Linked DNA regions of Homo sapiens: region 2 is linked to region 1. The links are chromatin contacts, found by Hi-C or POLR2A ChIA-PET in ENCODE. All regions are on one chromosome and are shown on one strand. The core of a region is the stretch at or near the end of the contact, and the rest is flanking DNA. Distances in the headings are between cores, read along the strand shown. Region 1 holds the start of PABIR1 (PP2A Aalpha (PPP2R1A) and B55A (PPP2R2A) interacting phosphatase regulator 1). Region 2 overlaps TRPM3 (transient receptor potential cation channel subfamily M member 3).

Region 1 (6,917 bases), core at 4,197-6,696:
TAAGAAAATTTTTTTACTTGGATGGCAAGTTACAGAAGCCACAAAGAACTCTGTCTTGGCTACAGTGAGCAATCTGACACAATTTTTTACCAAGTAAGTGGCACTCAAGGCTTGCCTTCAGCCCTGATTCTCTAACAGCCATGAAAAATGTGGGCAAAACTGCTGGAGTGAGAGACCTACATTGAGACCAGATTCTCTATACTTTGTCATGGCTGATAAGGTAAAGCCCTGAAAAAAGTGGTCTAGTCCATAAGCCTCTGCTCCCTTCTCTTATCCTCAATGCCTCAGCCAATCATTCAAACTACACTTTCAGCAGAACCCTTAACTACTTCACACACTGGGCTTTACCTAGTACCCACTTAACCAATTCCCAAACCTAGTCAATCCAACCCACTTCCTTGTGCCTGCCATCCAACTGCAACCTGGCATCCATCATAGCCTAATAAGCCTTCTACTTGTCCTTAACTTACTCCTTTAGATTCTCAGAGGCAACATTAAACCTTTACTGCACTCAAGCTTCCAAATGATCTCCTGTCCCTATCCTCATGTATCTTAGATTCCTCAATAATTGGAAAATAGGCACAATCAGAAACAAATTCTACTTTTCATATACCTACCTCCATACTCCTAAACCCCTGCAACAACAAATCAATTCAACATTTATGGATATCTTTGCCTAGCCTTTTCACTCTCCCTCCTGTTTCAGAAGAAAAATAAGTTTCCAGACCTCCTTTCCAAGGCCAACTCTTTCTTCTGTTCTCTGGTGCTACTCAAGAAATGATCATCATCTTCTTGGTTCAATTGTCTGGCAACCATTCCCCTGACTCCCACCTCTGTTAGATCTTCAAAATTGTTCTACTAATCTATAAACACACCCTGAAAAAAAATGTTCTCAGACTCACTTTCCTCATTTAAGTCTTGATTCCTTCCCCAATTTTATTGCCAAATAAACTGGTCTCTTGCTACAGGTATGTAACTGGTTGAACTAATAAATGTGAATCACTGGAAGGCAATCTGATACAAGTTATTCTTGATTACAATCAATCTTTTAAGTATGCTTAAGGGTCCTAACATCCAGCAGCCTTGGAGTTAATGATCTTTAATGATTTCTCCCATTTATACTGTGTTTTTAACAAGCATAATAAAGGAAAATATACCAGAGGTTTATTAAGTATGACAAACTGTACTTTAAATAAATGTTGCTATTGACTTTAGGACTTCTTGCACAAAGTTTATAGATTAGCAATACTAATACCTTAAAAATGCTTTTTGAAGGATAATTCTTACACGAGCTAAGTAAGCCCTTACAGTCTACAGAATAATGATGGACGTTATGAACAATACTATGATAACGTAAATTGTCCACATGCCCTTAGAACCTTATCTGATTTAAAAACTTCCCATCTATATAGAAGAATAAGCTTACAGAAATAATGTTTCCATACCTTCGGGGAAAAGGATCTAAAATAGGAGAGAACATGATGTATTTAAGGAAAAGAAAGGCAAGCCAGTGAGGGCGAAGCACAGAAAACGAGGGGGGAGGAGGGAAGGACCAAATTCCTCAGGGCCTCCTAGCCCAGAATTAATACATTTTGGCATACTCATGAGAACAGGAAGCAAATGAAAAGCGTTCAGCTGGGAGATGGAAGGATCAGGTCCGCAATTTTAAAAGAATGACTCTAGTTGCTGTATGGAGAATGAATGGATAGCCGACCAGAGTGAGTGTGAGGAGCACAAGTGGGAGTTAGGAAGTTGCTTCAGAAGCCTAAGAGGGAAATGCTGGTAGCCTGGATCAGAGTGGCAATAGAGGTAGAAATAAGGAGATAGATTCTAGCTGATAAAAATCAGTAAGACTTGAGGAATGATTAGATATGGGGAAAAGTAAAGAAGAGAGGTGTCAATGACATGTTGGTTTCCTGCATTTATATACATATATACATGGAAATGCCAGTAACACATCTTGTACAATAGATATCAAGTTGTTAACAGAAGTTATCTGTGGAAAGGGAAGATGAATTTTACATAATTAAAAGCAGACTTTTAAAACCACACAGATATGTACAATGTTTAAATATTTTACAATCAGCAGGTATACATTGCCTTCATACTTAAACTCACGTGCAATTTGCCTCCCTGAAAAGGATAGGAATTATCCCAAAGAACAGACACAAGAAAAGTACATGACATATTTAAAGAATATCAAGTGGTCTAATGTTTGCAGAATAAGAAGGAAAGATGTATACTGGAACAGAGATGAGGAGAGGATTGAAGCTATTTCAGAATATGGCCAGATCATAAAGGTCCTTCTATCTGAGGCTAAAGAAATCATTCCTTAAAGAGTAGGAAATGGGGAAGCAAGTGAAGTTTTCAAGCAAGAGGGCGAAAAATATCAAGTTTAAATTTCAGAAAGATTACTCAAGAGGCAGTATAAAGACTGAACCAAAAGGAGACAGAAGACAGGCTGGGAGATCACTCAGGCAAGAACTTAAGGCAAAATCAGGGGCAACAGATAGAGAAGGGAAGAAATTTGAGATTCATTTCAGAAGTTGACAGGACTTGGTGATTAAGCTAATCCAACAGAGAAAAGGAAAAGTCAAAGATGCTTCCATAGTTTCTAGTTTAGGAAATCAGTGATGACATCAATTGAGCTAATGCAAGAACAGGTGAAGTGAGAAGATTAACAATTCCTGTGTTGAAGATAATGAAGTTCAAATACCTCTGGAGGCAGGGCAAGTTACCCAACAAGAAGTCAGGCTATTTAAGTTTGAATTTCAACAACAGGGTCGAGAATGGGAGCACATGAACACTATTACTCAGAAGAGAGAATTTTAAACCTGTGGACACAGTCTTACCCTCGATGCAATTTCACTCCATCTTGAGGCAACTGTCAAGAGTTGACCAGTTCCATTTACTCTCATAGTTGTAAAAATTCCACAAAATTGTTAAAGTCTCTGTAAGCGATAACTTTAAACAGTCAGAGCTTTTGTCTTGTTCTGAGTCATTTTTCCCCTTTCCTCTTTGTATGCCATTCTTTCTGTCAAACTATCTAGTTAAGGAAGATATGTGAGGTATAAGGATGCATAATATAAAAAAATTTTTGCTATTCTTATTAAACATTTTGTCTTAATTGTAAAGGTAAAGAAAAGAACATTCGACTATTCTAACTTTAGGAAAACCTAAGTTAAATAATGATTTACCTATGTGACTCTCCACTAATTTTCTCTTGCAAATCATCACCCCTTAATTAACTGACATCCCCAAGGCAGTCAACTCAAGCTGTAGCTTTAACCACAGAGGTTAAACAATTCACAGTCCTGTTGTTGCTGTCAGAAACCCAAGTTACACTGTACCTTTGTCTAATCAATGGTGCCCTAGTTTGGTGGGAGATGGAGAGGAAGGGACCTGTTGGCAAGGAAACAGCTGCTTCCTTCCTGAACAAGGGAAAACCAGTAAGGTGACAGATGGGCAGAGCAGAAAAGTAGCCAAAAATTGCTGTGGCTCCTGTTTGGCAATAATTTCTGGAACTGAGGCACAACTGAATATTTTAAAGTATATCAACAATTGAGAGAGTATTGTTTACCTGAGTGCGCCAAAGTTCAACAAGCCTTCCCACACGTTTCCCACATTTGAAAAACTTTTAAGTTTGCAGTAGTACAAAGAGCTTAGCCTTAGCCTATGTATAGTGGGCAAAGACTGCAAGGCACTGTCCCATTTCACTTTAGGATTACACCCAAGCAAATGCACTTTCCGGTTAAAAAAAAAAAGGAAAAAATTTTATTTTCTCTATAGTAGTTATAGTTGTATGACTGACTAGAATTACTATTAAAATCTCATTAAAAATGTTTTTCTTAAAAGTTTACTTTTATATACTTAATTTGAAAAGATTTGTTCAAACTTTTATAATTTGTTCTTTAATCATTCCCCCTCCCATCCACTTCAGTACCCAGAAAACTAAATATCCAAGAATTCCTGGGTAAAACAGACAACCACTAGATAGATATAACTAACGTATTTTTTTAAGCTGTATAGTTCTTCATCAAATGGAAATCGGCAACCACTGAAAATAACATTAAAAATTAGTGTGGGCATGAAGTATGGAATTTTAAACATCAGTTTACTATGCTGATTAAGTCAACATTTATATTTTCATCAGAACTTAATAATCCCATAAATAAATAGAGCTCTCAGTTATTTAAAAAAATCAAGGGATAACATATGTATTTAGACATATTAGCAGCGTAAAGATGTATGCTTCAACACACTTATTGGGGAAACGTCTGAAAATATTACTACACTGAATTCAAGGGTATCCAAAGGAACCTGACATAGAAGTTCTCTAGAATAACATCATTTCAGGGAATTTCAAAAAAGAAAAGGGGTCAAATAGGAAATAGCCTCAAATTAATTGACAAAGTTCAGTGTTTGCCCCAACTAGATTATTCTCTCTCTCCACTGCAAAAAGAAAGTCTCAGGATGAGTGAATCACTTAGACGAAAGTTCATCTAGTGGAATAAATGGAGAAGCCGCTTGGGCAGGTGACACAGGAGAGTCGGTGGTAGTGCTGACTTTCGCTGGTGAGTTACAAGAAGATCCGGCACTGCTGCTGTTTCCATCAAGGGTATCCGAAGATACACACACACCAGGATCTGACAGCTGTGCAACGTCAGAAGAAAGCATGTTGGTGATGCCCTGGAAAAATCTCTTTGGCTGATATTCAGTTTCCATTTCACATTTTCTTTTCAATGGTCCAAGAACACTTGGTCTAATGCAATTGATGGGGCTCTGGCTTCTCCGGGTGGTAAATCGGGTCGTTGGGCTGGGAATAGGGCTTGGAGGCAATCCGTTGCTACTTACAAAACTTTGCAAGGATGGCGAAAAACACTGCTTCCCAATTCCCCGAGTGGGTGACGGTGCTGGTGACACAGGAATGAAATCGATGCGCTTGGGGGAGGCGGATTTCTCCACGTCGTTGTCACTCAGGCTGAAACTTTCCTCCCAGGAGTGGCTTATCTGCATTGCGGTCTGCACCTCCCGTTCGTGGACCGTCTCTCGGTTGATCAAGTCCATGCCCTCTTCTTGTTTGATCTGGTGCAAGCGGCTGCTGTGCATGCGGACAGGGGAGGCCGGCAGCAGCAGGCCGTGGCGGCTCGGGAACGTTGTGCTGTTCCGCCTGGCGCTCGGCGCCTCGGCCTGGAACACCGGCGAAGTGTCACTGAGGCCGTGGATCAGGGGGGCGCTGTTAGACCTCCTGAGGCCCCCGCCGCCGCCGCTGCCACCGCCCTCCGCCGGGCTCCCGCCCGTACCCGGAGGCAGCTCCAGGTCTAGCTCCATCTTCTCCTGAGCCATGTCGGGGGCAGGGAGGCGGGGGAGGTGCTCAGTCAGGGACCTAGGATTCCCATTCCCCGCAGTCCAGGGCCGCCGCCGCTGCCGCCGCCACCGAGAATCTGTCAGCGGGCTGGCCCCTCTGCGCATGCGTAGCCCTTCGCGCAGGCGCTCGCGATGTCCGTACTCGCGGCGCCTGCTTAATGCGTAATATGTGCGCGGCAGTGGTAGGGGAGGGGCGAGGAGTGGTCGGGCCGCTAGTCCGTATATTCCTTCGGCAAATAGCTATTGAGCGCAAGCTCGCGTTGACGCATGTCAATAAGATTGTCATATTCTGGATTGCATACTCATAAAACAAAGCCCTGAAAGAGAGGCCCATGGTGATGTGGGGCTGTATGACGTGGAGTGGCGCTTGGCCTAATCAGGGAGGGCTTCCTCGAGGAAGGAACAATCTCCTGAAATCTGAAGAAGTGGGCGAAATGGGTGCGATGTAGAACTTTGCAGGAAGCGGGAAGCAACGGCTACCCAGCCAGTTGGCAGGCGGGAACCAGGAGGGGAGGAGAAAGTGTGGCCTGGAGTGGAGAGTGAGGGCTGGCCTGACGTGAGGTGGTGGACCAGACCACATTCTGGTCTTTATCTTGAGAACAATGAAAACTTAAAGGGTTTTCAAGCATGGGTGTAACAGCAACTGAAAAGCTCACTGGCCTGCAGTCTGGAGAATACATATTGGGAGATTAAAACCTTACAGAAAAAAGGCCAGAGAGGATGGTCATTTGCACTAAGGTGACAGTGTGGCAGTGGAGATGGAGAGAAAAGTAAATCTGAGAACTATTTAGGTTAGGGGAAGAAGCCAAAACAGAGGATGGTATTGCTATTGATTTACAGTCATAGTTCCAGCACAAGCATATGTGTGAAGTATGAAGGATTAAACCAGTAGGTCCTCACATTTTAAAAATGAAACCACAATTCTTGGCTCATGTAATTAATATAAAACCTTGATATCTCATTAAAAGTGAGTTTATTTGTTCATTTATTCAGTCAGTCAAGGTTTTTTTTTTTCAGCATACTTACTATGTGCCAAACACTGCTAGGAAATGGGCCCTAGTATGAACTTTTAATTCTTACTGAGGGGAAAATAGAGAAACGCAGGCTATTTTCAGATAGTGGTAAGCCTTAGGAAAAGTAAGATGGTGTGATGGAGCACTACTGATAGAAGTCAGGGGACAATTAGAGTTGAGATCTAAATGACAAGAAGCAGTAAGTCACGTGGACATCTGGGGAATGAGTATTCCAAGCAGAGAGAATAGCAAGTGCTAAGGCCGGAGGCAGCCATGAGTTTGATGAGTTAGCAGAAAAAGAAAAAAGGGCAGTGCCGCTGAAGCATAAGAGCGGGAGTGTTAGGAGAGGGTAAGAGTTGGATCTCATTCTGAATATGATGAAACGCCACTGGAGGGTTTTAAGCAGGGGACTGATATTATCTGGTTTATGTTTTAAATATCACTTAGGCTCTGTGGAAAACAGGCTGAAAGAAGACCAGAGTGGAGGCAGAAGGATGAATTCAGGACCTATGGCAACAGTACAGATAAGATTCTTGG
Region 2 (6,866 bases), core at 1,177-3,676, 1.8 Mb before region 1:
ATCATTAGGTCAGGCTTAGAAATGAGGACACTGAGGCTCAGACACATCAAAGGACTTACCCATAGGACATAGATGGCAAAATGCCAGATCTAAGTCTCAATCTGAACCTACCCAAGGTTAGTGCCTTGTGTCTAGTGACTTCACAAAATGATTTAGTAATGTGGGATAATGTGATTATTTAAAATATAATTTAAAAAATGATGAACAGCAAAGTGCCTTGCCTATTCTTTCCCTCTTGGCCCGCCCCCGCCCCCACCGCAATTCACTTGATTGGTATCTCAGTTTATTATTTTTTAACAGATAAATCTAGGCTGGGCACAGTGGCTCATGCCTGTAATCCCAGCACTTTGGGAGGCCAAGGTGGGTGGATCACATGAGGTCAGCGGTTCGAGACCAGCCTGACCAACATGGCAAAACCTTGTCTCTACTAAAAATACAAAATCAGTTGGGCATGGTAGCTTGTGCCTGTAATCCCAGCTACTTGGGAGGCTGAGGCAGGAGAATCACTTGAACCCAGGAGTTGGAGGTTGCAGTGAGCTGAGATCACACCATTGCACTCCAGCCTGAGCAACAAGAGCAAAACTCTGTCTCAAAAAAAAAATAAAAATAAAAACAGATAAATCTGCCAAGATGAAAATGTTTATTTGTTGTATTTTAACTGACGTGTCAATGTTGCTCTGGGAAAGAATAACGTTGTTAGCCCACTATACAAGGGTGTGCTGTCACCCAACTATTTTATCATATTCCTAGCAGTTCATATGCAGCATACATTTGGACACATAGTCCCAACACAAGAGCCAACAGCTGCTTAGATTCTAAGCGGAATGTGGACTGCCTATTGTCTGGATTCTTGGTTGTTTGAGGAGCATCACTTGAAGCGTGAAAAGCTCAAGTTTTAACAGTAAACAGAGCTTGGGATCCAGAGGGCACAGAGAGGAATTAGTGCCTGCAGATCAGAGAGATTCGAGCCTGAACCGTGAGCTGTAAGTACAGATGTGTTTCTTGCATTGTCTCTTACCAGGGGATTTGTAAATAATGTCAGCAGGAACTTATTTGCTTATATACGCATTCCTGAATATTAGGAGCCACATTGATCATTTCTGTAGATATCATATAACCCCTCAGGCACAATGCAATGGGAGTCGACAAGAGCCATAGATTATTTCTTTGGAGGTGGTGTAGCCTCATGTCCCCTGATGTGCATTTACACATAGACATGCAGTCTGGCTCACTGGACTGATCCTTCCAGGCACAGAGAGCCCTGATATGAGGTTGCTGGTTCTTTTCCTAAGAAGGCCCCTCTTGAAGAGGGCCCTGGCTCTTCCCTCTTTGAATACTCTAATACCCTAAATATGCATGGGCTTCTGAAAAGTAATACAATTCCATTTTAAACAGAAACAACAAGCATATTCCTTAGTGTGTGGCCTGTAGGCTGAGGTAGTGTGGACTCACAGGGAAAACCTTCCACAGTAAAGGCAATGAGAATGGACTCCAGCTCCCTTCACCTACAGGGGAAGGGGTGCCTCCTCCTGCCCTCATTGCTCAGAAAGGTGTATTGTTGCGTGTCAGGGAGTTGTGATGAATTATAGGTAGGTGGACAGCAACACAAAAATCTGAAAGAGTAACTTATTTTATGTTTTCTCTGAAATTTTTCTGTTGTTTTGGTTTGAAGAAGGAAAGAACTTATCTAATCCTATTTCGTATATGCAAATATCAAAAGGAAGGTGTAATGATGATGATGAGGCAAGCCCTGAGTAAAACTGAGTTAAACACAATTATTTCCATTCTTCTAACCCTTCCCAGAGCTTCCCTCTCCCTTCTCACAGCCCCTCCCTTCTCTGATGAAACTACTAGGCAAGGAAACTGATTCCTTCTGAAGTCTTAGCGACTATGTTCTCAACCAGAGAAAAATGTTGATTGTAAGAAAACAAAACTACACAGAGTAGGTTCAATAAAGACTGACTGTAAGTGCCTAAGAGAAAACCACAGAGGCATTCAAAGACAGGAAGCAGAGCACGACATGCGTGAGCTGACTGGGAACAAAACCAGAAGTGGTTTTGTAAAGTCAGAATCAGAAGACATGACCACACTCATCTGCTTTTCTCTATACTTCTCTCCTGCCTCAATCAATAATCAATCAATCATTTCTCTCTTTCTCTCTTGCTCTCTCTCCCATTTCCTTTCTCCCTTCCTCCACCATCCCTCTCTCATATGGCTTGCTTTACATGACCCAGTGAGGTCAGGCTCTATATGTTCTTTAAGTACATGCCATCATCTAACTTAAGTCTCTGCACTTCTGTTTTATTTCTAAACACAAAGAGTCTGATTAGTCACTGGCCATTCAATGAACTCACTCCTTCTTGGTCAATGGTGGAATCTGCTCCAATCATCTGTAGCCTGAATTGGGTGAAAGGAGAAGTGAAGAAATGAGGAAAGGACTTTGTCAGCCTGAAGGACGTAGGGCTACCTCTTCCAGCTGTGAGCAGGGCAAGGGAAATTTAGCTTGTTTATCAGGTATCTATCAACACAAAAATGATACAGGAAAAACCACCCTAGAATTCAGAACTTAACGCCATAAGCACGTATTGAGCTCAGAAGACTGAGAGTTGGCTGCATGGTTCTTCTGGTCTGGGCTGGGCTCAATCACCTGCCAGGAGGTCAGCGGGCTATCACCTCCTCCAGAACAGCCTCAGCTCAGAAAACAAGCACCTAGAAGCAAAGGTTCCCTGTGTTTCATTCTCCAACAGGCTAGCTCATGCATGTCTCTTATGGTAATGGCGGAAGCCAAAAAGTGGAAACAGAAACATTAAGGGCTTTTCCAAGGTTCTGTGTGGGTCACATTTGCTAACATTCCATTCACCAAAGCAAACCACATGGCCAAACTCAGAATCAAGAGGTGAAGAAAGAGATCCCACCTGTTTAGTGATAGAAACTCTAACATCACATGACAAAGCAGTGTGGATCCAGGGAGGGGAGAGAAATTGGGGCTGTTAATGCAATCGATCTCCTAATCATGACAGCAAACCCACTGGCGTGTACAATAGGCTAGTTTAGATATATATTCTTCCAAGGCAAGATTTGCATAAAATATTTCTGATATTAATTCCTGATGCAAAATAATGAAATACTAAGGTTAGAATTTTGAAGCCCTCTTCAAATAAATAATTTTTGTTTCCAGGTAAAGCTAGATATATAGGATAGGAAGAACATGGAACCAAGTAACAGGGAATTGAATTCTCCCCACTTCTCCCCCAGGACGCTCTTCCCCCCATACCTCCCCCCTGCCCAACACACACACAACATACCTAGATTTGCGACATCCTGCTAATTTACTGGATTAAAAAATGAGACATTGAGCTTAATAGTGGGTTCTGAATAGCTCAAAGCTGAAACTGTGTGCACATAGCAGATAGACCAGAAGCCAAGATGGCCCTGAAGAGTTGGAGGCTATATCATTGGTCCCTTTTTTTCCCCAGGTAGGGGCTGAATTCCATTTAATGCAGTGGGAGCTAGTTTGCTTTTCTACCAGGAATAAAAAGATTAAGGTTCTACAAGTGGCCTACAGTTGGCTCCTGGGATAGATGATTCAGTTTGGGGCAAATTCAAGTCTTTTGCTCCTTTTCCTGGAATCGTGGAGTGACAAAATATCAGGAATAGATGGAGTTTAGAGATAATCTAATCCAGCATTTCCCAAACTTCAGTCAACCACATACCCCCATTCACTAGTTTATAACCTTTGTTCTACTCTTAAATATTTTTTGTTAAATTGGCTCATTTTTTAGAAACTTAATTTATTTTTAAAGATTTAGGGTCACAAGTTGAAAATCAGTATCATTTGACATAAATAGAGGATAACCACAAAATAAACAGAATGAAAAACGCTACATTGTTGTGAAATTCTACCAGATGCTTGAGCTCAGTCTTTCCTAAAAAAGGGAATTTAGCAAACATTAAGGAAGTGTTAAAAGAATAGTATGCTTAAACTAACACTTTCTCTCTGATGGCGTCAGGAAGATGGAAAGAAGCTTGACAGTGTCATCCCTTACTATCTAGTTCAGTGCCATTTAATGCCCTGCTTGTGTGTCCTAAAGCCATCTTGGACTTCCCAAGCTGTGTGTCTGTTGCACTGTAGAGAATATCAATAACCCAACTCCCTTTGTTCATGGATGGAGAAACCAAGGCCTCCCACCAATTTCCAGTGGCTGCCTTTGCGCCATATCATTATCAGTTAGCATCTTACCTAGTGTTTGGGTTAGGTGAAGAGAAAAAACTTAAGCCACAAAAGAAGTAAAAGGGGATGCTAGTAGATGGTGCTTTTGACTCTAGAAAGTTGGGCTTGCCTGGTTTTCAGCGACCTTTGCTCTTCTTGTCCATTATAAGAGGATATTGGCAGTCACCTACTGAAAGCAATAGAAAGAGCCTCATGTTTCCACAGAGAAAACCTCCACCTGGACCCACCACAATCAAAGAGCCTCAGATAAGGAAACTTCTAGAAAGATGTAGCCATGCAAAGGGAGGCATCTCCAGTTGTCTTGCCAAGGAAAACGTTGTGTCAGGAAAAGGCCAAAGGGCAGCGTTATCTAAATCAAATTTGTCCTCCCAGTAAAGCCACAGCAGCTGTGCTAATGGCATTCTAAATCCTCCATGGCGAACTGTATAGATTTTCAAAAGGAGGTGGAGAAATCCTCTTTGTCTCGTTATCTTTTCAAGATGGATTTTTAGATGAAAATCCTTTCTATAAAAAAAATAGGATAAATGTAGTCAGATACTCAACTAAGCTCTTTATTCCATTGCTTGTGATTTGGACTGAGCTTTTGAAACATTTCTTCAGACAGGAGAGGAAGGGGCATTCTTCAAGAAATATCCTTTTTTGCCATATTTTTAAGGATGACTCTGATTATATCAAACATTGGTGTTCCATTTTAAATTTCTCTGACTTTTTAGGGACAAGATGGTGTGCATATTAAATAAATAAATACTTCTTTTCCCTGCATATTATAGGATGAAATCAACAGGGCAAGTGTCTTAATCTTTGGGGTGGAGGTGCCTGCCCCTGATACCTCTTACTTGAACCTAATTTCTCTCTCCACCCTCTGAACTTTTAAACTGTTCTGTGTACTCGTACTTCATCTGAACGGCTCAGGCCAAGTTATTCATGTTGATAGGGACAAGAATAATCAATGTCTAATGAACTGTTTCTAGATTTGTTCATAATTGAGAGATTCCTCTCAATCCCACGTTGGCTCCTTCTTCAGAGGCACCAAGGAAAGGGAATTTGTAGCTCACCAGGCTTTTATAGACATCCTGATTTTGTTCTTCCTGGCTCTGAGCTACCTGACAGGGACCCTAAAGTGTTCTGAGCCTCCCTACTTCAAATGTAAAATGGGAAACATTAGACCTATCATGTCAAAATATGGTAAAGATTAAAATGAGGTGATATACGTAAAGCTCATAGCACAGGGCCTTCCATTTAAGCCTGCGGTAGGTGGCCACTAATATTACATTGGCAAGGCCATGTGAGGTAGAGCAGAATACATATAGACTTCAGGGTCAGACAGAGGGTAGTGCCCATTTCTGCTTTATTTGTAATTGTATCTTCACTGCCAGTTGCCACTGGCACATAGCAGGAACTCAGTATTTTTTGGATATATGGAATGGTTCTGGCATTATCCCCTTATTAGCTGTGTGGTCTTTGGTAAGGCATTTCACCCCTCGGCACATGTTTCCTCAGCTGTAAAACAAGGACAATGCGTTTCTTACAGAACTGGTAAGAAGATGAAACACAATGGCCAATGTAATGTGCCCAGCATGGAGATTGCCACATAATATGCTTTCCACAGATGTTTATTCCCAAATCTCCACTCTCCTTCACTTTTGACGATCCCACATAAGGAAAAAACTAGGACCAGGATTTTCTGGGAAAGCACCATTTTTAAAGCTATCTTTTAAAATACACAGGGGGCAGGGTCCTCAGGTCCAGGATGTATGTGGGGGAATTCCACAGCCCTCTCAGGATGGTCCCTCGTCACAAGTATCAGTGTCTGAAATAAGTAGGATGTCCTATTCTGACCCTTTTTGGTTCCTGGGCAACTGTGAGGTGGTATAGGGCAGGTACTGGCCAGGCCATGTGGGCTTGAGGAGGCTCCTGAAAAGAAGAATGTCACTGATCTTTCACCCCAGACCTCACATTCCCATTTCTACTGGGACTGAGAGAAAGGTCCCTTCTCTTGCGTCAATTTCAGTTGGTTGGTGTGCTTTCAGGAGTTTTGTCTTGAGAAGGTTTCCAAGGTCACATCTTGGCTCAGAGGGAAAAAACATCAAGATTAATTGGCAACGTCTGTCATGGATGCAAGATGGGGTATTGTTGGTTTGCCATGGAGATTTACACAACAGCATCTAGAGGGAGATTTTCTATAGCTTTTGTCAAAGACCAGACCTATTGCTTTAACCTTGGCAATTACCAAAAACCAAAAACCAAAAAATCTATTTTTTCCCTCTGTCAGTTTTTTGCTCTCACAGGAGCCACCCTATATTGACAGGTCATGATGATACTTGTTGAGGTCTTGACATAAACAGGAAAATAGACACCCAGTGAAATAGAGGAGCTGTAACTCACAGAATGTGGCCTGACATTGCAGGTCACATGTGCAGTGTGTGACATCCATGTCTGCAGGCATTCAGCCATTGTTTATTGAGCACCTACTATGTGCCAGGTAGTGTTCTAGAGGCTGTTTAGTGAACAAGAGAGACAAAAATCTTGCCCTGTGAGGCTTATATTCCAGCAAGGGATGTCATTGACTTGTTATTATAAAAGTTTATGTATGAAAAACATTTCAACCATTGGAAGGCTGTGCTCCAAAACCCCC

The links. A loop is a pair of places that touch in the nucleus more often than their neighbours do. ChIA-PET counts read pairs that join two places held with the same protein, here RNA polymerase II (POLR2A).
Region 2: a loop to region 1 is called in a map of breast epithelium, with 20 times the contacts of the local background. The contact joins the enhancer-like site here to the promoter of PABIR1 in region 1. A Hi-C loop is called at or near these places in 1 of 168 maps with a recorded cell type or tissue (breast epithelium). POLR2A ChIA-PET finds 5 or more read pairs at or near these places in 1 of 52 experiments (activated CD4-positive, alpha-beta T cell).

The regions. Positions count from the first base shown.
Region 1 is chr9:68,778,594-68,785,510 of GRCh38, reverse strand. PABIR1 (PP2A Aalpha (PPP2R1A) and B55A (PPP2R2A) interacting phosphatase regulator 1) reads right to left here and starts at 5,446. Exons shown (of 1, transcript NM_138333.5): 1 at 1-5,446. The coding sequence starts at 5,346. The coding sequence ends at 4,483. All of the region lies in intron 2 of PIP5K1B (phosphatidylinositol-4-phosphate 5-kinase type 1 beta), which reads right to left. RefSeq lists silencers at 5,186-5,425, 5,543-5,957 and an enhancer at 4,710-5,538.
Region 2 is chr9:70,559,036-70,565,901 of GRCh38, reverse strand. The region is part of intron 22 of TRPM3 (transient receptor potential cation channel subfamily M member 3); the gene reads left to right. Among named protein-coding and RNA genes, the nearest start is that of KLF9, 150 kb to the right of the region's middle. Within about 2 kb of position 2,426, at least 7 of the 41 ENCODE cell types and tissues checked have a DNase peak (open chromatin) inside an H3K27ac peak, as active enhancers do.